2 separate regions of the Homo sapiens genome follow, and region 1 is linked to region 2. Evidence: read pairs that join two places in POLR2A ChIA-PET (ENCODE). Cell type or tissue: OCI-LY7. All regions are shown on one strand. Links, peaks and the distances in the headings refer to the core of each region. The heading gives the core; the rest is flanking DNA. Region 1 overlaps LOC107985436 (a long non-coding RNA gene). Region 2 overlaps SULF2 (sulfatase 2).

Region 1 (11,112 bases), core at 1,775-9,774, 240 kb before region 2:
TTCAAAGAGGTAATTAAGGTTAAGTGAGGTCATTTGTGCCAGCCCCAAATCCAACAGGACTAGTAATATGGTTTGGATCTTGCCCAAATTTCATGTTGAATTGTAGTCCCCAGTGTTGGAGGTGGGACTTGGTGGGAGGTGATTGGATTATGGAGGTGTTTCTCATGAATGGTTTAGCGCCATCCCTGAGGTGCTGTTGTTGTGATAGTGAGCGAGTTCTTGTGAGATCTTGTCATTTAAAAGTGTGTAGCGCCTGCCTCTTCTCTCTTGCTCCTGCTCCCACGTGAGGTGCCTGTTCTCCCTCTGCCTCCCACCATGACTGGAAGCTTCCTGAGGCCTCCCCAGAAGCCCAGCAGATGCCAGCATCATGCTTCCTGTACAGCCTGCAGAACCGTGAGCCAATTAAACCTCTTTTCTTTATAAATTACCCAGTCTTGGGTATTTCTTTACAGCAATGTGAGAACAGACTAATACAACCAGCATCTCAAAGAAGAGAGGACACAGACACGTGCAGAGGATGTAGGGAGCAGATGACCATCTCCAAGCCAAGGAGAAAGGCTTCGGAAGAAATCAACCCTTCTACCCTCCAGAATGCCGAGGAAATACATTTCTTGTGTTTAAACCACCCAGTCTTTGGTAATTTGTTACGGCAACCCTTGAAAATGAACACAACCACTATCTTCCCTTTCGCTGTGGTTCCATTCTCTGAGAACTGATATTGCTTATTCACATGCAATCCGCGAGTGAAATATGACATGTTTTTACATCAAAGTCAAGGATGAGAGACATTTGAACTTGAGCTTAAATGTTCAATTTGTACCTGGCCAGATAGAGTGTCTGTAAAATGCATTGTCCCCAAACAGTTTCAAATGATTTATAATCCCAACGTGAAAAAAGGAAGTGGCCTTCTTACATTAGTATTTGAAATACTTTCCAACTCCCACCAAAAAAGTAACAGGCAGTTAGATCATATCTCAAAAACTAATCTGAGCAGAAATGTCAAGCCCTGAACCGGCCAGCCTCTCTATTAGGAAGCAGATCTGGAGAGACAAGTGCTTGCCACCTGCTTCTCTCATATTACCTAAACTTTGTAATAAGAGTATGGAACTTCGAAAAAAAATAATGCATTAAAATGAGAAAACATAGAATAACCCATACTGAGTTCATGCTGAGCACGGAGCCCACTCATTGCCCCTCAGTCATTGCTTCCCTCCCTCCACTTCAATGGTCACAAACCTTCAGCTCTCCTTAAAGCTCTTCCTCTCTGCCGGCTTTTCCAGATCTCCAAAGCTCCCTCTCCTCCCCTGGCTGGCACCCTGTGCTCCCAAAGCCTGGACTGGGCCTGGAAGGGACCTTCTCCTCTGTTCTCCTCCACTTTCCCCCTGCAGCCTGGGGCAAAAGTGTCGGGAGAAGGTACAGATGCCTCAGCTTGTTGTTCCCCAACTCCTTCCCCAGTACTTGGATCCCTTCTCTGCCTGGGGCTCCCTGTTCCAGAACTGGCCCCTGAGAATCGCATCTCCGGGGCTCCCTGCCCTCTGGCGTCCAGTTATGTTCAGCCAAGGGGACTCTTCCCTGGAGGTCAAAGGCAGGAGGGGAAAGGTCAGAGTGCCTCTTCCCTACTCTCCCTGTGGTGTGACCTTCCCTGCAGGGCTCTCCCTGGGCTACTCATGCACTCTCCTCCACCCACCCCTCCAGCCCTGGGCTCTGGGCAGCTCCATCTCTTGCTGGTCCCCAGGTGCTTTCATCATTTAGCAGTTCCCTTAATTCTGCCACAAACCCCTGCAGCGCATGCCTCTGTTTCCCATTGGGGCTGGGTCTGAAAAAAACTGCTAGACCAAGGCCAGGCACGTGACTCATGCCTATAATCTCAGCACTTTGGGAGGCCGAGGAGGGCGAATCACTTGAGGTCAGGAGTTTGACAACAGCCTGGCCAACATGGCGAAACCCTGTCTCTACTAAAAATACAAAATTAGCCAGGGCTGGTGGTGCACGAGTGTAATCCCAGCTACTTGGGAGGCTGAGGCACGGAATCACTTGAACCTGAGAGGCAGAGTTTGCACCGAGCTGAGATCAAGCCACTGCACAAACCAGAGCCCAGGAAACAATCAGGAACTGAGTCCCTGACCCAAAGGGGGCTCAGCAGAGAGGAACCGGAGTCTGCAGCCCTGGGTGCCACAACTCTGGTTCCTGCCACAGAAACCAACGATGCCACACATGGCCACCCCCCATCCCCAGTCCTGCGCCTCATTGGCCCTGTGCACACAATGCCACGGGGTGCCCCAAACCACAACCTTCCCTGGGGCTCGGCTTCTGCAGCTGAGCCAGGCTAAGAGCAGCAGGGAGGGGTACAGGCTCTCCTTGGAACCCTGACTCGGCCCCTTCCAAGCTGTGTGACTGTGGGGAGGTTATTTGCCCTCTCTGGTCTCAGTCTCCTACCCTTTAAAATGGGTGGCATGATGGCCCTGCCTCATCGGGTGGGAGGGGCTTCAGTGAGATACTGCATACACAGTGTTCAGATCCAGACCTGCACAGGACGGGCTCAGTAAACCCAAGCTCTGGGGATTTCCCTGTGCCTGGGACGACCTGCCTGGCTTGCCTTCTGCAGCCCAGGCCTCTCTGTAGACTGTGGACACTGCATAGATTTCTTCCACGCATACATATTCTCCTCAACCCCCGCTCCAGCCCACATTCCTCCCTTTAAGGAAATTCTATGTCCTGCGGTCAGTGTCTACACCCCTGCCTCACCACCACTCACCCCGGCACTCCCACTGGGCTTCCCAGCCCTGCTCCCCAAAGCCTCTCCTATGGAGCTCCCTGTGCTCCCCCTAAGGACCCGCCCAGTCCCTCCTGGGTGTCCACAGAGGGTGGTCCTGGGCCGTCGTTCCTCCTGGTCTACCCCTCTGCTACTGTCTGAAGGTGTCTCCTGAAATTCTCATGTTAAAACCCAATTGCCAACGTGATAGTGTTAAGAGCCGGGGCCTTCAGGAGGTGATTCCAGCATGAGGCCAAGCTCCTGGATGTGACTGGCACCCTTCTACCCATTTGGACACAGACAGCAGCCCTCACCAAACACTGAACCTGTCAGCGCCTTTGTCTTGGACTTCCCAGCCTCCAGAACTGTGAGGAATAAAGTTCTATTATTTATAAGCTACCCAGTCTCAGGCATATTGTCATAGTAGCAGGAATTGATGAAGGCCCCCTTCTTGTTCCCATGCTCAGCCAGGCTTTCTCTGCCACCCTTGTCCTCTTCTTCTCCTGCTCCTAAATCCAGGGGGTCCCTCCATTGAGTCTGCCTCTCGCTCACTCTGCTTCCCCTCCTGGGGGTCTCAGCCCCCCTTAGACCACAGACACATGGGGTCACAGACACACAGGGGACTCCTTAGCCACACCAGCCAACCACTCTCCTGGCTTCAGACCTGCAGGTCCACATGGGTGTCCCATGGCACCTTCAACTCAGCCCGATAAATTCACCCCCAAATGTAGGCTCTTTGGGGGTCACCGCCTCAGTGACTGGTGACCCCGTCCCTCCAGGCCCATCCAGAACCCTGGGCAGCTCTCTTATCCCCTATCTCCTCCCTCTCCCTCTTGTCTCAAACCCAAGTCCTACTGAGTTGATTGCTAAATGGCTCTTGGCTCTGTTCTATTCCTTCCTCCTCTGCCATCACCCTGCTAGCTCAGGTGACCATCCTTTCTCACCTACATGATGGCCTCACCCACCTCACAGACCACCCTGGCCCTGGGCAGCCCCTCCTCCTCATCCCCCATACCATGGACAGAGGGACCTTCTATGGTCACGTCACATCCCTGCTAACCTCACTGAGGTCTCCCACTGCATTTAAAGACACCCCCAGTGCCACATGTGGCTGAGAAGGCCCTGCCACTGTCTGCCCCTACAGCCCCAACCCCTGCCTTCTTCCCTTGTCATCCTCACCCTAACACTCGGCTTAAACCCCACTGAACTTCACTCAGGTTCTCCAACTTGCTGCACCATCTTTGCCTCCAGGCCTTTGCACATGCCATTCCCCTGCCTGGAACTCCTTTTCCTGCTCTTTTTGCCTGTCTGAGTCCTCATCATCATGAAGTCAGCACAGCCACATGCTCTCCTGGAAGCCTGTCCTGGGTTTGCCCCTCCTACCTGCTCCCATAACAGCTGAGCTGCCCAAACACACAGACAAGTCACTCACTGCTGGGCACTTCTCATTTCCACAAGCAAAGGACAGTGACCTCATAGTAAACTACTGAAGGAGCAGCTGTTGGTTCTCCCTGCCCATCTTCCCATCTTCCATCTACAATTTTTTTCCATATAATTCCGTTTTTCCTTGAGAAAGCCTCTCTTCCTTTCCCCAAATCCATGTGGCAGTTCCCAGGGCTGGTCCACTCCCGGTGGGCCTGTGACCCAGGTCTGGCCCATCCGTGTACCACATCTTCCTAGCCACAGCAATTGACTTAGGATGGAATGTGACCCAGCCTGGCCCAAGGATTACCCTGCCTGAGAACAGTTGGCAAGAAGACCCTCTTTCTGGTAGGGCTGAAAGGGCTGAAAGAAGATACACCTGGTGTTCCATTTACTGCATAACAAATTGTTCCAAAATCAAAGAGCTCAAAATAACTATTTCATTATTCCATGGGTCCCGTGGGTCCAGAATTCAGACAGAGCAAAGCAGAGTGGTTTGTCGCTACACCACAATGTCCAATGCCTCAGCTAGGAAAAATCAAACACAGGGAACCATCTAGAAGCCTCTTCACTCAATCTGGTAGTTGCTGCTGGCAATCAGCTGGGCCCTCAGTTGAGGCTGTCAACCTCAGCACCTCCATGTGGCCTCTTCATACAGTCTGGGCTTCCTCCTAGCATGGCGGCCTCAGGACAGTAGGACTTACATGTCAGCTCAGGCTTCCAAAGGCAAGTGTCCCCAAACACAAAGCAAAAGCTGCACTGCTTTTTCTGACCTAGTCTCACAAGTTGTGCAGCATCATTCTCACCTCTATATACTGGTTTCCAATGAGTCACAAGCCTGTCCAGCATGAAAGAGAGAGGACATAGACTGACTTCTCAGTAGGAGGAATATCAAGGCCACGTTGTAAATGAGTGCCTGAAACAGGGGATATTGTTGTAGCCATCTTTGAAAAATAGAAGCTATTGCCATAGCTGGTGCTTGCAAAAGGAAAGAGGCTTTCTACTGATGAAGCCAACACAGAGGAAAGTAGAGGCATAAGAAGGGAGGGACCCAATGCTAATAATGTCATGTGAGCACCTGGATCCATCCATGCCTGAAGCGAGACATCCTGGATCTTGTACATGAACCAATAATTTATCTTTTTAACCTAAGAGCTATATTTCAACCATTCACAACCAAAGGAGTCCTGATTAGTAAAGAAGCAGCACAATGCAACAGGTAAGAGTGTGCTCTTTGGAACCAGAAAGCCCAGGTTTGAATCCTGGTGCTTCCTGTTCAAGCTGTTTAGCTTTGGAAACAGGTTCTCAGTGGCCTGGTTTGCACCACCTGCCTATCTTTTGAAACTAGCCCAAATGTCCCATAGAGCTGATGCTTAGGGTTTTTCTGAATGAACATAAAACCTGATCCTCCCTGTTTGGTCTCAAAGCTTGAGAAAGTTACATTTGTCTTATCTGAGTTCTTTCTCAGGAAACCAACCATCAGGCCTCCCAGATAGTAACAAGGAACTGAAACTCACCAGATGACTACATTTAGACAATGAAACACCAGACCCCTCACCCATGTCTGCCTAAGCCATCACTTGCTCCCTATTGAGCAACTCCTCTTCCTTACCCCTCCCTATTTCCTGTCTTCCCATACATGGTTACATTTTGTACCTGCTATGTAAACTCCTAATTTTCGTTAGTCAAGGAGACGGATTTGAGGCTGATCTCTCATCTCCTTGGCTGAAGCAGCTGATTAAAGTCTTCTTCCCTGACAATACTCCTGCAGCATCTGATTAAAGCTTTCTTCCCTGACAATACTTGTTGTATCAATGATCGGCTTTCTGTGTAGCAAGCAGCAGGACCTAGACTGAACCCCTGGTGTTTCAGCAACACTTTAACCACTTGATTCACAGAAACCATCAAACTGCATGCAGAGATAGGCAATTTCTTAATCGAACCATGAAAGAAAAGAATGATAATTCAAACTCACTAAAATTCAGAAGTTCTATTCATCAAAAGCATCATTAAGAAAGTGGAAGGGAGTAAAAAGGCAAATCTCAGATGGGAAGAAGACATTTGTAATACCGTATACTTGACAGTGACTTGTATCTAGAAGATACAAAGAATTCCTAAAAATCAGTAAGAAAAAGGCAACCCAATTAGATAAGGAACAAAGGATTTCAACAAACCTTAACAAAGGAGGAGATCTGAACATCCAATAAACATGTAAAAATATTTTTCATGTCATGACTCCTAAGAAAAATGCAAATTAAAGCCATAATGAGATACGTCCACACATCCACCAAATAGCTACAATGTCAAAAGACAGACAATACCAAGTGTTAGCAACGGCGTAGGACAACTGTTAACTCCCATGCTGTTGATGGGAATGCAAGTCACTACAGCCACAGTGAAAAATGTCTGGAAACATCTACTAAAGTTAAATAAATATCCACCTCCCCTATTACCCAGTCCTTCCACCCTGGGAACTTACCCGAGAGTAATGAGTATGTACATTCACCAGAAGACGTGTATGCATGTCCATGGCAATTGTATGCCTAATAGAAAAATATATTAGGCTGGCCGTGGTGGCTCACGCCTGTAATCTCAGCACTTTGTGGGGCCGAGGCAGGCGGATCATGAGGTCAGGAGATCGAGACCATCCTGGCTAACACGGTGAAACCCCGTCTCTACTAAAAATACAAAAAAATTAGCCAGGCATTGTGGCGGACGCCGGTAGCCCCAGCTACTCAGGAGGCTGAGGCAGGAGGATGGCGTGAGCCTGGGAGGCGGAGCTTGCAGTGAGCTGAGATCGCACCACTGCACTCCAGCCTGGGCGACAGAGCAAGACTTCACCTCAAAAAATAAATAAATAAATAATATTAAATATCCATTAGGAATAGAATGGAAAAGTAAATTGAGGTCTATGCATGCAGTGGAAAGCTATGTAACAATGAAAAAAAATGGACCACTGCTACAATAAACAGCATGGAGACATTTACTGATCCAGCAAGGAGCCAGGAAAGCCAGACACAGAGGACTAAATATGCTATGATCTTTTTTATAAGAAGTCCAAGGACAAGCAGGGCTAATCTCAAGACTAACCTATGGAAGTAGAAATCAGAGTAGTGGTTTATTGTGGGTGTGTGTATTAGTCCATTCTCACATGGCTATAAAGAAATACCTGAGGCTGGGTGAGGCGCGGGGCTCACACCTGTAATCCCATCACTTTGGGAGGCTGAGGTAGGCAGATCACCTGAGGTCGGGAGTTCGAGGCCACTCTGACCAATATGGAGAAATTCTGTCTCTATTAAAAATACAAAATTAGCCAGGTGTGGTAGCACATGCCTGTAATCCCAGCTACTCAGGAGGCTGAGGCAGGAGAATCGCTTGAACCCAGGAGGCAGAGGTTGCGGTGAGCCAGAGATTGTGCCGTCACACTCCAGCCTGGGCAACAAGAGCGAAACTCCGTCAAGAAAGAAAGAGAGAAAGAGAGAGAGAGAGAGAGAGAGAGAGAGAGAGAGAGAAAGAGAGAGAGACAGAGAAAGGGAGACAGAGACAGAAAGAGAGAGAGAGAGAGAGAAAGAGAGAGAGAGGGAGAAAGAGAGAAAGAGAGAGAAAGAAAGAAAGGAAGGAAGGAAGGAAGGAAGAAAGAAAGAAAGAAAGAAAGAAAGAAAGAAAGAAAGAAAGAAAGAAAGAAAAGAAAATAGAAAGAGGGAGGGAGGAAGGGAAGGAAGGAAGGAAGGAAGGAAGGAAGGAAGGAAGGAAGGAAGGAAGGAAAGAAAGAAAAGAAAGAAGGAAAGACCTGAAGCTGGGTAATTTATGAAGAAAAGAGGTTTAATTGGCTCATGGTTCTACAGGCTATCCTGGAAGCATAATAGCTTCTGCTTTTGGGGAGGCCTCAAGACTCTCACAAATATGGCAGAAGGCAAAGGGACAGCTGGCATGTCAAACGGCCGGAGCAGCAAGAGAGAGTGAGGGGAGCTGCCACACACTTTTAAACAACCAAATCTTATGAGAACTCACTCAGGACCGGGGGGGATGGGGCTAAACCATTCATAAAAACTCCACGCATCTCTCACTCATCTCCCACCAGGCCCCACCTCCAACACTGGGGATTACAATTCTACATGAGATTTGGTGGGGACACAGGCCCAAACCATATCGGTATGTGTTGAATCACAAGGGGTGTGAGGAAGCCTTCTGGCTGTTGGAAATGATCTGTATCTGCCCCTGAGAGTTGTCACATGTGTGTGTCCATGGAAAAGTGTACTGTGTTTATACTTAAGAAGTGATCGAACCTAACCTTAGATGCTCCCACTGAGATTCTTCTACTGAATCTGTGGTCTTTCAAGTTTAGCCATTCGGTGGATCTATATTTGTTCACAGTTACAGGTACTGTGAATCCTGTGACTATTACCATGTATAGTGTCGGTAGAATTGGCCTTAGGGCACCATATTGATGAGTTCCTCATAAAAAGACAATTATAGATGTCCCTCAGTATCCCTGGGAGATTGATTCTAGGACCCACCCACCCCCGCCCCCCACGGATATCCACAGATGCTAAAGTACTTTGTATAAAAAGACATAGTGTTTGCATGTAACCTATGCGTATCTTCCCATGTACTTTAAATCATTTCTAGGTTATGATACCTAACACAATGTAAATACTAGGTAAATAGTTTTTATACTATACTGACTTTTCAAATTTGTTTTCCTTTTTAACTTTGGTTTTTTTGTTTTAGTTTATTTAAATCCACATTCTGCATAACATATTGATTTTTTAATCTGTATTTTTAAATTGTTGGGTTTTTTTTTTCAAATGTTTTTTATTCACAGTCAGTTGAATCCACAGATACAAAACCCATGGATAGAAACAGCTGACTATACATCTTACTCACATTCTATGGCTGAAGTCCAGCTACAGGGTGCCCTTAGATGGGGGTGAGAGAAAATTAGCAAAGATCATGTGACCCAAGGTGGGGAAATCCAGCCCTCTTTATTTGGGCTTCAGCAAGAGCTGACCAAATCATCTCTTTTTTCCAACAAAGGGCATTTTTAAGTTTCATGAAGCCAGAACAGAGGAACTGAACTAAATAATAATGTTGGGTGTTTTTTTTTTTAAATAAAGAATGCTTCCTAGTGAATTCCATGCTGCCAATTCATGCCAACATTGAGGCCTACAGCATGGATAATTTGGACCTGCTGCTGAGAGGAGTAAGACTTTGTGGTAGCTGAGGGCAAGATTTCATAGACCTAGGATGCTCCTGGATCCTAAAAGGGAACTGTTGCAAGCATGCGCCAGCCAGGCCAGACCCCAACTGTGGTGGTTGCCATGGTGACAACACAATGGATTCATCAGGGAAAATGTGGCAACATCTCTGGTCTTAGGGAAGTGCTTGTGGTAATCAATTCCACCCTGGCCTCTTCAAGGGCAAGCCTAAACACAGTTAGGCAGAGATATTGAAGCGTTTGCTCTCCCTGCTCCGTCCCTTGGTCAAGTTATTTCTCGGTTCAGCAGGAGGCCAGGAGCTTCCCTGTAGACCATGCACACCCTGTTCTGCAGAGAGAAGCCGAGCATCCTCCCTGGAAGTACTCAGGCCCTACTCGGGTGCACAGAACCTTCAGTTCACAAAATGCGCCTGAGCTGCTCTTCCCACCAGCTTCGCTGAGGTTTGAAAGAGCCATATTAGTGTTCTTTTTTTATTCCTGTAAGACATATTATTTTCCCACCTTTCACACACACACACACACACACACACACAGGCATGCATGTGTGCACATCTATTTTCCAGAGAACAAGTGTTATCTGTTATGTCATTCAGCTAGAAGGAAGTTCACACAGCTTTTCACAGACCTGTCTTCAACTCACAGAAAAAAATCCCTTTCTGAACATCCCTGACACCTTCTCAGCCTCCCTTTTTGAGATGGAGTCTTGCTCTGTGGCCCAGGCTGGAGTGCAATGGCACGATCTCAGCTCACTGCAAGCTCCGCCTCCCCAGTTCACGCCATTCGCCTGCCTCAGCCTCCCGAGTAGCTGGGACTACAGGCATCCGCCACCACGCCTGGCTAATTTTTTGTATTTTTAGTAGAGATGGGGTTTCACTGTGTAAGCCAGGATGGTCTCGATCTCCTGACCTCGTGATCTGCCCGCCTTGGCCTCCCAAAGTGCTGGGATTACAGGCATGAGCCACCGTGCCCTGACCCCCGTCTTCTTAAATACCTGAGGGGTATGGCATATATCAGTTAGCATGTTTGGTGTTGCAAACAACAACAACAAAAATCAAACTGAACTAAACCTTAAAGGAAGCATTAGGTTTCTCCAGTTGAGGTAGAGGGCCTCAAATGGGTTTGATGAGTCTTGGCTCTGTTTCTTTGTACATCTCCTGCTCTGACTCCAATGCCAGAGACTTCATTCCCTCTGAATTTCCTCGTGGTCACAGACTACTGTTTGCATCCTCACTTTCCAGGAGGGAAAAAGCTTCTGTTTCCCAGCTGTGAATCAAAAGTCTTATCTTCCAAATCAATTAATGTAATCCATCACATCAACAGGCTAAAGAAGAAAAATCACATGATTATATCAATAGCTGCAGAAAAAGCACTTGACAAAATTCAACACTCATTCCTGATAAAAACTCAGTGAACTAGGAATAGAGAGGAACTTCCTCAATTTAATAAATAGCTACAAAATCCCACAGCTAACATCACACTTAATACCAAGAAACTCCACTTAGCTTTCCCACTAAGATCAGGAACAAGAAAAAGATGTTCCTTCTCCCCACTGCTTTTCAACATTGCACTGGATGTCCTAGATAATGCAAGTCCTAGCTAAGATAAGAAAAGGAAATAAAAGGCATATAGATTGGGAAGAAAGAAATAAAGCTATCTTTGCCTATAGATGGTCTGGATTGTCTATGCAGACACACTGAAATAATCAACAAAATAACTCCTA
Region 2 (11,112 bases), core at 1,587-9,586:
CACCCATGCTGCACGACACTGGGCAGGTTCTGGAACCTGTCCGTGCCTTATCTTCCTTGTCTGTAAATGGAGCATCCCAACTCACAAGGTGGTTGTAAGGGTGGCGTGAGGTCACACACTAAAAGTGCTTAGAATTGTGCAGGGCCCCTGATGTTAGCTATCATTCATTATTGTTCTTCTAGGGTGTTTCCTGTGTTGGTCTGGGTGCTCCCTGTTGCAAATGACAGCCCTAATTCGGACTCTCTTAAGCAGCAAAGGGCACTTTTTTGAGTCTGTACCTGGCTACAAGATGCAACTTGGTCCACCCCATTGTCACCAGCATCCTCTCTCTCGGGCTCCATCCAATGGGCGGCCACCATCAGCACCATATTCATGCCTCCTGGCACCCAGCACAGTCTCCTCCAGCCTCCAGGACTCCCTCTCGCTTATTGGCCAGACTTGGGTCACATGTCTGCCCCAGGACCAATCGCTGAAGCTAGAGCTGGAATTGCTGATTGGCTCCACCTGGCTCACATGCGCTGCCCTGCAGTCAAACCATATATAAGGGGGGGTGGGAAATAAGAGCACTTGTGGCCTCAAAGCACTAACAGGGGCTGTTACCAGGAGACAGGAGATAATTCTTTGTTAAGCCAGTAAATATTTTGAATGCCTGCTATGCCGCAAGCATTGTTTTAATTGTTGAGGATATAGATCTGAACAAAAATGACAAAAACCTGTACCTTCAGGGGGCTGATATTCTGCTGGAGGACATCCGCAAAGAAATAAAGGAGCTAGCTGTGAGAGGTGGTAAGTGCTACTGGGGAGGGCAGAGATTTCGGTTTTAACCTGCCAAGGTGAAATTTGAGCAAAGACCTGAGGAGGGGGAAGAAGGGATGGTGAAGATAACCTGAATGAAGGCTCCAGGCAGAGGGAGCAGCAAGTTCAAGGGCCCTGGGGTGGGCTGTGCTAGCATGTGCAAGGAACAGTACAGAGACCGTGTGGCTGGAACCAGGTGTGCAAGGGAGAGAGGGGAAGGCAATAAGGTCGGAGAGGTGATGGAGCAGGTTGGGTGGGTTCTTGTAGCCCCTTTGGAGGGTTTTTGCGTTTTACTCTGCGTGGGATGGAAGTTATTGAAGGCCGTTCAGTGGAGGAAGGCAGGCCCTTGCTTTTGTTTTAACAGGATCTGTCTGGCTGCTTGATGGAAGGGACGAGGTAGAAGCAGGGAAACCAGTTAGGAGGCTGTTGGAATCCAGGCAGGATTCTCCTATCACTGAACACTGTGCCTCATAGGAGGTCCTTCATACGTATTTGTAAAGTGAAAGAAGGAAGAGAGAGAAATGATCAGGTTCTCTGGACCACCTGGGGAGGCCGCTAGGTCTGTTGCGGGGCTCTGGCCCCAGCCCGTGGGACGTATCTGCACACCCACAGTTTGCTTTCTTCCCGCCTTTCATGGACATTTACCATCTGACCAGTGCCTCCTTCTGCCTCTGGCCCCTTCTTCCTCTCCCACCACCTCAGCTGCCTGATTGTTCCCAAACTTCTCTCTCCTCCTCTTGTTGGATTTGGAGATCCTCAGAGGAAAACAGCCCATCTGGGTCTTTCTAAACAGGTCTGGATGAGGTCCCAGGTGTTTGTTCACCGCTGTGGTTTGTGGCATTGGGAAGGTGAGGGCATCAGTCACTCAGACCCGTTCCTCTTGGCAGATCGGCAGAGAAATTGAGAACTAAAAATGATGTTTCTAAATGCTCAGGACGTTAGCTGTTTCCAGAGATGTCTCCTGGGCTGGCGAGCCTTTGCCAAGGTCCTGGAGAAGACTCAGGATGGAGAGGAGGAGCCAGAGAGACCTGGAAAGGAACTGGTGGGAAGGAGAGGTGTTGTCCACAGCAGGGATGGAGTGGCAGGCGGCTGGTGCTGCGTGAGTTCACTGGGTGCTCTCTCGGTTCAGCCACTTTGAATATTTTACCAAGAAAAAGGAAAAAAAACAAGGCAGAATCCCTTGTGTCATCTTTAATTGATTTCTTCAGCATCCGGAGAGAAACTGGCATGAGGCCACGAGAAGTCTGAGCCAGGGGAATTCATCAGAAATCGACCCACTGATGACTTGATCTGATGAAATAATTAGCTCCTGTTATTCTCTGGCTTCTGGTGCCGGAGCTTTGACTTCCATCCAGAGGAGAGCGGGTGATAGCCGCCCAGGAGTGGGGGGTGCTCTGAAACCAACATGGGAGCCAGGAACGAAGTCCAGCTGACTGTGCCCCGGGCTCCATCTTTACCCAGCCCAGGGCTCCCAATGAAGACTGCCCTTCCCAGCCCCCCTGTACCCTGGCATCACAGGCCCAGGGCCAAAAAGGCCCTCAGAGGGCACCTGGCCACCTGGCAAATGAGGAAACTGAGGCTGGGAGACTCTTAGGAACTTGTTCAAAGATCTGCTTCTAGGGGGTCCTGGTTGAGCTGCCCAAATCGGGCCAGACTAGGTTTGAACCCCTTCTCTGCCACTTACCCATATGATCGGGGGAAAGTGATTTTAACTCTCTGTGCCTCAGCTTCTTCATCCATAAAATGGGTGAAATATTGATGGGTGGGTGTGCATATTAATTGGGTTGACACCTGCAAACAGCTCAGAGCAGAGACTGGAGTGTGCTGCAAGCTTTCAGAAAGGTTTTCCTGTGATTGGTTTCTGGTTTCAGAGAGTTGCTATTTGTAGGGCACCCCATCGGAATTCTCCCAATATTAGCACTCCACGTCTGTCTCTCTGAAGGAACGTGAATGTGCATCTTAGAACGCTGGCTGCTGCAATCGTAGTTTCAAGTGCAAAGCATCCCGTAGTGTTTCCCGATGGAGGGACATGGGCCACTGATAATGTATTAGTCTGTTTTCACGCTGCTGATAAAGACATACCCGAGACTGGGTAATTTAAAAGAAAAAGATTTAATGGACTCATTGTTCCATGTGGCTGGGGAGGCCTTACAATCATGGTGGAAGGTGAAAGGCACGTCTTATGTGATGGCAGACAAAAGAAGATGAGAACCAAGCAAAAGGGGAAACCCTTTATAAAACCGTCAGATCTCATGAGACTTATTCACTACCATGAGAACAGTATGGGGGAACCACCCCCATGATTCAATTATCTCCCACCAGGTCCCTCCCACAACACGTGGGAATTATGGGCGCTACAAGTCAAGATGAGATTTGGGTGAGGACACAGCCAAACCATATCAGATACACAACATAGTTTGAGGATTACTCTGATTTGGGGTGGTTCAGGGACTGATTCGATGGCTAGAGTTTGTCTCCTTTTCAGCTGTCTGGCAGCCTCCAGTTACCTCCAGCAGAAAGTCTCAGATGGTGCTAATGTGCTTTGACTCCTTTCAACACCTGCTAATCTCACTTCAAAAGAGAGTGCGAGCGCGAGGGCACGCGAAGCCTGGGAAGCTATTTGCATCAAGTTCCACTGATTCAGCTTTCTTTGACTTTTATTTGTACAATTAGCTCTACAGGGAAGCGATGTCCACTTTCCATTTATCTTTGGGTAGGAAGTTTTCTTTTCCCAAAACATGTGTTTGTGTTTTTATTTTAAAATGAGGCCATTTAAAGAAGCACGTTAAGCAAATAATCACTGAAGGGCTCTGCAGATTCAGCAGAAATCAGGGCCGTGGTCCTTGAACGGAAAGAGTTGGGAAATCCGAGTTTCGTGATGAGAAGCCCACATTGAACGGTGAGGGAGGGCAGAATTCACATCCCATCCCTGCCATCTTCTGTCTGGGTGGCCTTAGGACAGTAATGAAACCTCAGTTTTCTCTGGGGCTAATAATAGTACTTGCAGGAGGGAGCCTTGGTGGAGGTTGAAGGAGATTTCAGAGTGCCTGACGCAGGACAGCTGCAGCGGTAGGATCACTCTAATAATGGTTTACATTGTGGAATATGTATCCCAGTTAGTACTATGGCCAGGCTCTAGTCCCAGCACACTGTATCAACACATTTAATCCTGCACACCCATTTCACAGATGAGGAAACTGAGGCACAAAGGTGTTAAGTTACTAGCTCAGGGTCTTTCAGCAAGTAACTCCAAAGTCCACATCCTTAACCATCACACCACGTGGCATAAAGCAGGTGCCCAGCAGGCAGTTGCCGCAGTGGCTCTGGCTGTCATGAGGTGTATGTTTCTGCAGACGAGAGATTGAGAAGGAAGGTGTTGTTCACCCTCTGGTCCCATGAAACTCACAGTTCTCATGTCAGACGACTGCATCGAGTGTGTCCCCAGCTCCCCTGAAATTGTGACTCTCAGAGCCACCTGGGAAGGAGGCATTGAGCGGAGCCTGCTTCCTGCTCCCAGGGGAGGTGCTAGAAGGGAGACTTGCTGTCCTGGCCAGCCTGACATAGGATACAGGTCCCTGAATGAAGTAAATTAGGGTGCGCATCAGGGCAGCTGGGAGAGTTGATTGAAAGCACTGTTTTCAGAGGCAGGTGGGCAAAGGGAGCAAAGAAATGATGCTGCACCGAGGAACCGGTAGCAACAGGAGCCCTTACTTTCCCGAGACTTGATGGGGCAAGAGGAGGGAGAGGTGAACTCAGAACTGGGGAGACGCTAGAGCCAGGAGGGGCCCCAGGCAGGAGCTGCATCCACACACACAGACACGAAGGCTACTGCCTGGGGAGCTACTGCGTGCGGGAGGAGAATAAATGCACGGACTTCCCACCACCTCCCATGCTGCAGCCTCCCAGCCGGAAGCCAGAGAGCAGGGACGTGCCGACCGTGCCATCTGTAGAGCTCAGCCTCCCAGGGTGCCAAGCAGAGCTGGGGGAGAAATGGAGCAGGAGTGACCCTTCCTGGGGTTTTTCAACCATAGCGCTGCCCAGAGAACACAGTGGCCAGCTCCTCGTTGGTGTCCATGGAGGGTGGCTGGGGCAAGGCATCAGTGATGGACGCCTCTGAGCCATGTAGACCCAAGCTATGGCACGGCCCTGCCAAGTCCAGCTTCCCTCACTCTGCAGAACTCAAAGGACCTTAGCAGAACCTCCGTTCCTTTATTTATCTATTTCTTTGTGCCAAGGCCTGGAGACAGCCATGAATAACATAAGCCTGTCTCTGTCCTCAGGGAGCTGACCCCCTAGTGGGGAAGAATTGGACAATAAATAAGAAATTGCAGGCTGCAGTAGTGATTACAAGAGAAATAAAACCGGTTATAAAATGCAGAGTGCCTGGGTTGGGGGCCCCCGCTTTAAATAGGGTGGCCAGGGCAGGCCTCTCTGAGGTGATGACGTTTGTTCTTTTGACAGAAAGAGCCAGGAGTACAAAGCAGGAGTTTGTTGTTGTTGTTGTTGTTTTTGAGACGGAGTCTCACTCTGTCACCCAGGCTGGAGTGCAATGACATGATCTCGGCTCACTGCAACCTCCATTTCCCAGGTTCAAGCGATTCTCCTGCCTCAGCCTCCCGAGTAGCTGGGATTACAGGCATGTGCCACCATGCCCAGCTAATTTGCGTATTTTTAGTAGAGATGGGGTTTCACCATGTTGATCAGGCTGGTCTCGAACTCCTGACCTCAGGTGATCCACCTGCCTCAGCCTGCCAAAGTGCTGGAATTACAGATGTGAGCCACTGCGCACAGCTGCGGGAGTTATTTTTAAAAGAGCAGGTGCAAAGACCCTGGGGCAAAGAGAAGCTTGACTTGTCCATTCGACAGAAAGAAGCCAGTAGGGCTGGAAAGGAGAGGTCGAGGAGAAGTGGGCAGGGGCCAGATCTCACGGGCCAGGGCAGCCCTGGCAAGAAGTTTGCATCTTATCCTGTGAGCCATGAGCAGCCAGGGAAGGTGCGGCAGGTGAGCACAGGACTGGCACTAAGGTGAGGCGAGTGCCTGGCACTTGTGCAGCCTGGGAGCGAGCACCCCCTTCAGTCTGTACCTGCACGAGGCACTGTGCCCTCCCCTGCCCAGTGCTGTGATCTGATCTGTATTTTAGGAAGATTCCTCCGGCTGCCCTGGGAAAATGGAGGATGGGGGCAGGGAAGAGGGAGGCGGGAGACCCCTCAGGCCACCTTGCAGTCCCCAGGAGAGATGAAGCAGGCAGCACATCCCCCTGCTGAACCCGGAGACCTTGCTGAGCCTCTGAGTCATGACTTTGAGCTGATGGCTGGGGTTCCCCATGAAGGGCAAGGACAAACAGACCCTTTCAAGGTCACAGCAACACAGCCACCCCCACAGCACTTGGCTTCCTCCCGGCACATCTGCAGGCTGTGGCTCTCTCGCTCATGCTCTCTTGTTTTAAATAAATGATACCAAAAGTCTATATCTGGACAGGACTTGAAGGCTCATTTCCTCAAGAAGTGAAAAAATGACCACGGAGAGCAAAGAGCAGGGCGAGATTAGAGACCTGCTTGAGCCAGAGTCGCGTCCCCACCTCCCCGCACCCACCTTCGCTGGTGACCTAGTCTGACCTGGGGCCAGGGGGGTGACTGAGGGCACAGTGGCCTGTGGCAGGTCTTCCCCCTCCACCTTTTAGCGCTCAATTTTCTCTATTGTCATTTCATTTATTCTGCAACTTAAAACTAATAGGCTGGGCACAGTGGCTCACACCTATAACCCCAGCACTTTGGGAGGCCAGGGCAGGTGGATCACCTGAGTTCAGGAGTTCAAGACCAGCCTGGCCAACATGGTGAAACCCCATCTCTACCAAAAATACAAAAAATTAGCCGGGCGTGGTGGCAGGCGCCTGTAATCCCAGCTTCTCTAGAGGCTGAGGCAGGAGAATCGCTTGAACACCAGGAGGCAGAGGTCGCAGTGAGCCCAGATGGCGTCATTGCACTCCAGCCTGAGCAACAAGAGCAAAACTCTGTCTGGGAAAAAAAAAAAAAAAAAAAAAGGAATACTTTTTTGCCCAACTACAAGATCCCTTAACAAGGGGCTTTCACACGCATCCCCAGCAGACTGAAATCTTACAACAGCCCTGTCTACTCATTTTGTTCATGGGGAAACCGAGGTTCCAAACGGGCTTGCTCACGGGAAAACTGAGCCAGTGAGTGGAAGATCTGCCACTCACACATGCCAGTTGTCCAGCCCAAAACATCCAGCTCCAGGCTCTCGTTTAAACCCCTGATTGAATCCCCCGCTGCTGGGGAGCTGGAACTTCATCTCCCTCACCTCTGTACCCCACGGTGCGGGCAGATGCAAGAGGACGGCAAATATTCACCCCTTGAGACCAGCCCGCTGCTGTTCCTCTCCCTGGGGACGATTTGTCTGTGGAGTTGGGTGGATTATTCAGAGACGGCTGTTATCTGACTCGGGTCTTGGGCTGCCACCGACACATCAGAGGCTCACTGGATCCAGGGAAGAAATTGTTTCTGCAGAAGTGGCCACAGAAGGCTTTTCTGCCAGTCTGTTGACCAAGCAAACTGTAAAGACTTTGCTAACTTCAGCGGAGTTCGGTTTTCACTCTGCCATAGCCACCCCTGTTCAAAGAAACTCCCATTGTTCATGCCAGCCGCCATACAAATCATTATGCAAGAATGAGCAGCCGGCAGCCTTGACATAAATATTGACCTGATTCTTCCTCCTCCTCTAGATCTGCGAGTGAAGAGGGACGAGGGAAAAGAAACAAAGCCACAGACGCAACTTGAGACTCCCGCATCCCAAAAGAAGCACCAGATCAGCAAAAAAAGAAGATGGGCCCCCCGAGCCTCGTGCTGTGCTTGCTGTCCGCAACTGTGTTCTCCCTGCTGGGTGGAAGCTCGGCCTTCCTGTCGCACCACCGCCTGAAAGGCAGGTTTCAGAGGGACCGCAGGAACATCCGCCCCAACATCATCCTGGTGCTGACGGACGACCAGGATGTGGAGCTGGGTAAGCCTCGGGGCCCCAGGGTGGCACCTCGGCCCCTCGGAGCAGGGTCCCTGGGTTAGGCTGAGGCTCCTGAGGCAAGGCGGTGGTGTTGATGCGTCGTGCTCACTTTTGAGTACATTGAAACCAAGACACGGGCCACCCACACGTGTTTGGGGTCACAACTGGGTCCTCAAGGTTAGGGGTCTCTACCCTTCTCCAGTTGCACAACCGTTCCTGGATTTCTCCAAAGAGTTAAAGAGAACAGGCTGGGCGCTATGGCTCATGCTTGTAATCCCAGCACGTTGGGAGGCCGAGGCAGGTGGATCACCTGAAGTCAGGGGTTCGAGACCAGCCTGGCCAACGTGGTGAAACCCCGTCTTTACTAAAACTACAGAAATGAGCCAGGCATGATGGCGCACACCTGTAACCCCAGCTACTGAGGAGACTGGGGCACAAGAATCACTTGAATCCAGGAGAAGGAGGTTGCAGTGAGTGGAGGTCATGCCACTACACTCCAGCCTGGGTGACAGAGTGAGACTCTGTCTCAAAAAAAAAAAAAAAAGATGAGACATGAGCCTGGAGCCAAATTTTGGAGGCTCTTGTGGGTTGTGGCAAAGACTGTCAATCATTGATCCCGTGAAGGGTGATCCCTCAGCCTCTGTCCACTCTTAAAGGATAACAGCGTGTTGTTGGTGGCAACAAATGTGAAGGTTGACTAGGTTAGCCTTGACAACCTGAATTTGTCTTTTAGCTACCAGGAAAAGGCAATTTACATAAAACCAAGTTGTTCCTTGCAATGCTTTGTATTAATGATCACAAGTATAGTTTTTTTCCTCCGGGAGCTTCTCAGTGCAGAAAGAATTTGTAGCCAGGAAGCAATCAGAGCCCAGAGCTTTTATTGACAATTTGACACATAGGATACCTATCTCCTGGCAGCATTTAGAATGAGGCGCATTTGATAACTATGGGGAGTCTGCAGACTGTGGCCAGAGAGGTGTGTTTCGTTTCTTGAAGAATTTTGCAGAGGGGTCTTGCAGGCAGCACCTGGACCTCAGAGCTTCTTGGTCTCACATTGTGTAGCCCCGACGCTGTTTCGGCTATAGTCATGCTTAGAATTTCCGATGCCCTGCACGTTTGTTCATTCATCCAGCAGATGTTTATTACGCATTTGTTGCATTCAGTGCACTGTGTCAGGAGCCAGAGAACTAAGGGAGGCTCATTCCAGGTGAGGAGAACAGGAAATTCAAAGATACTGAGATAGAAATGGGCTCGGTGGTTTGGAGCAAAAAAAAAAAGTGCCAGGGAGCCGGAGTGGAGGGAGCTGGGGCCGTGATGGAGAGAGATGAAGCTGAGGAGCTGACTTGGCCCGGGTTGCACCAGGCCTTGTGGCCATGGTGGGGGCTTTGAGTTTGATTCTTAGTAAAATAGACATGGATGAGGGGGCCTTAAGAAGAGGAAGGCCGTGACCTCACTTAGGTTCTAACAGGATCCCCCAGCTCTTTTGATGAAATTAAATCGCAGGGGTAAGGGCAGAAACAGGACACTCATTCAGAGGCCGATGGGGTGATAGGGCAGTGATGATGGAAGCTCAGACCCGGGTGCTGAGATGCGGTCCCACCTGATGTATATTTGGGAAATAAACTGATCAATGGGTTAGGTATGTGGGTTATGGAAAAGATACGTTTCAAGGGCAGCCGCTAGATTTGGGGCCCGAATCAACAGGTGAGTGGCTGAATACCCACTCTTAGGAACAACACATTTTTGCAACATGATCCAGCTAAGTCTCATGTCTGAATCTGACTGAATTTTGCATCTGTGACTTGTGAATAAAACCAACAGTGTATGCAGATAAAAAGAAAGCAAAGGCATATGCAGATATAAGGAAACCAACAGCGTATGCAGATACAAGGAAACCAATAGCAGGTATGAAGTAGACACAGGAGAGAGGGGAACAAAGAAAGCCGTGGCTGACTTAAAATACAGAGATTTCTTCTCTCCATTTGACAGATGGAAAAACTGAGGCAGAGAGAAGTCACTTGTCCAAGTTTGCACAGCTAGAATGTGATTAAACATGATTTGAGCTGGGTGCAGTGGCTCACGCCTGTAATCCCAGCATTTTGGGAGCCTGAGGATCACTTGAGGCCAGGAGTTCGAGACCAGCCTGGGCAACATAGTGAGACCCCCCCCGTCTTAACAAAAAATGTAAAAATCAGCCAAGGATGGTGGCACACACCTGTAGTAGCAGCTAATGGGAGGCTGAGGTGGAGGATCACTTGAGCCCAAGAGGTCAAGGCTGCAGTGAGCCTAGGTCACACCACTGTTCTCTAGCCTGGGCAATAGAACAAAACCCCATCTTAGAAAAAAAGAGAAAAACAAGATTTGAACCCAGAACGCGTGATCTTAGCCACTGCTCTATTTAGCCAGATTCCTGGGATGGATATTGAGTTGTTTTCAGATTGGTAGCGTGTGCGTTTGTTAGTTTTTCACTGTTACGGATATTGTTGCTGGAAATTTAAACAGGCATCGTTGCACAGACAAGGGAGTGCTTCTGAAGGATAAATTCTAGGAGGTGGATGCGGTGGGTTTAGAGCCCCTGGTGTTCAGTGGCCTGTGTCAGCTCTTGCCCAATAGCACTACACAGCATAGATTAGGGCCTACAAGTCTTGCCCTCTATAAACAAGCCAGACCTCTTCCACCAGCAGCACTGGGTTTTGAAGGAGGCAAGGGATGGGAAGGTGGTTGTGGGAGGGGCATGATAGGCTTTTTATAAACCACTAGACAGACCCAGATCAATAATGCATGTCCCAAAAAAGCCCAATACATTATCTCACAGTCTCTGCTACAACTGGCATGCAGCGGGTGGTCCTAAAAAATTTATCATTTGCTATTTTCTGCCCATCCGTGCAGCAGTTCTGACAGCCCTCTGGGCTGGAGACTTCTTGACTGAGATAATCCCAGGATTCTTTCCAGTCCCAGGACAGAGAACAGACGTCCATCCTCATTAGGGTCCGGTTGGGAGGACTGGTGCCAGATACACAAGACGAGGGGCTTGTTCTGTTTCCTAATTGCAAGGTTGGGGGGTTCGGGGCTGTACCACGTATATTCAATTTTCCTTTCCCTGCACGCATTTGACTCCCTAAGCTGTCATTTGGAATTATCAAATGCCCAGGGGAACTGCTTCCAGGGCCATACTAGTTCGTAAGTGGCCTAAATTATCATTACATGTTTAAAGTAGTTGGGGACATCCCTGTGTCTCAATGGCCCTCTGAGACCAACGGACTTTTGCTGGACTTCCGCTCCAAAAGAATAAGAGGGAAGCACATG

The links. ChIA-PET counts read pairs that join two places held together with the same protein. Peaks named below come from ENCODE experiments on the same cell type or tissue, not always from the same donor. Only the 100,000 strongest peaks of a DNase experiment are listed, where the experiment ranks them.
Region 1: POLR2A ChIA-PET joins it to region 2 with 6 read pairs; 2 of 35 experiments call an interaction of 5 or more read pairs at or near these places.

What each region holds. Positions count from the first base shown.
Region 1 is chr20:47,997,361-48,008,472 of GRCh38, reverse strand. The region is part of intron 1 of LOC107985436 (a long non-coding RNA gene); the gene reads right to left. Among named protein-coding and RNA genes, the nearest start is that of LINC01522, 13 kb to the right of the region's middle. RefSeq lists enhancers at 1,983-2,483, 5,485-5,534, 5,545-5,714. In OCI-LY7, for the core only: no CTCF peak of the experiment used is centred there; DNase peaks (open chromatin) are centred at 4,902, 5,252 and 5,672; H3K4me3 peaks cover 3,620 bases; H3K27ac peaks cover 3,689 bases.
Region 2 is chr20:47,753,886-47,764,997 of GRCh38, reverse strand. SULF2 (sulfatase 2) reads left to right here. Exons shown (of 21, transcript NM_001387048.1): 2 at 7,535-7,809. The coding sequence starts at 7,635. Among named protein-coding and RNA genes, the nearest start is that of SULF2, 26 kb to the left of the region's middle. RefSeq lists enhancers at 3,059-3,597, 5,331-6,087, 6,088-6,846, 6,847-7,604. In OCI-LY7, for the core only: no CTCF peak of the experiment used is centred there; no DNase peak of the experiment used is centred there.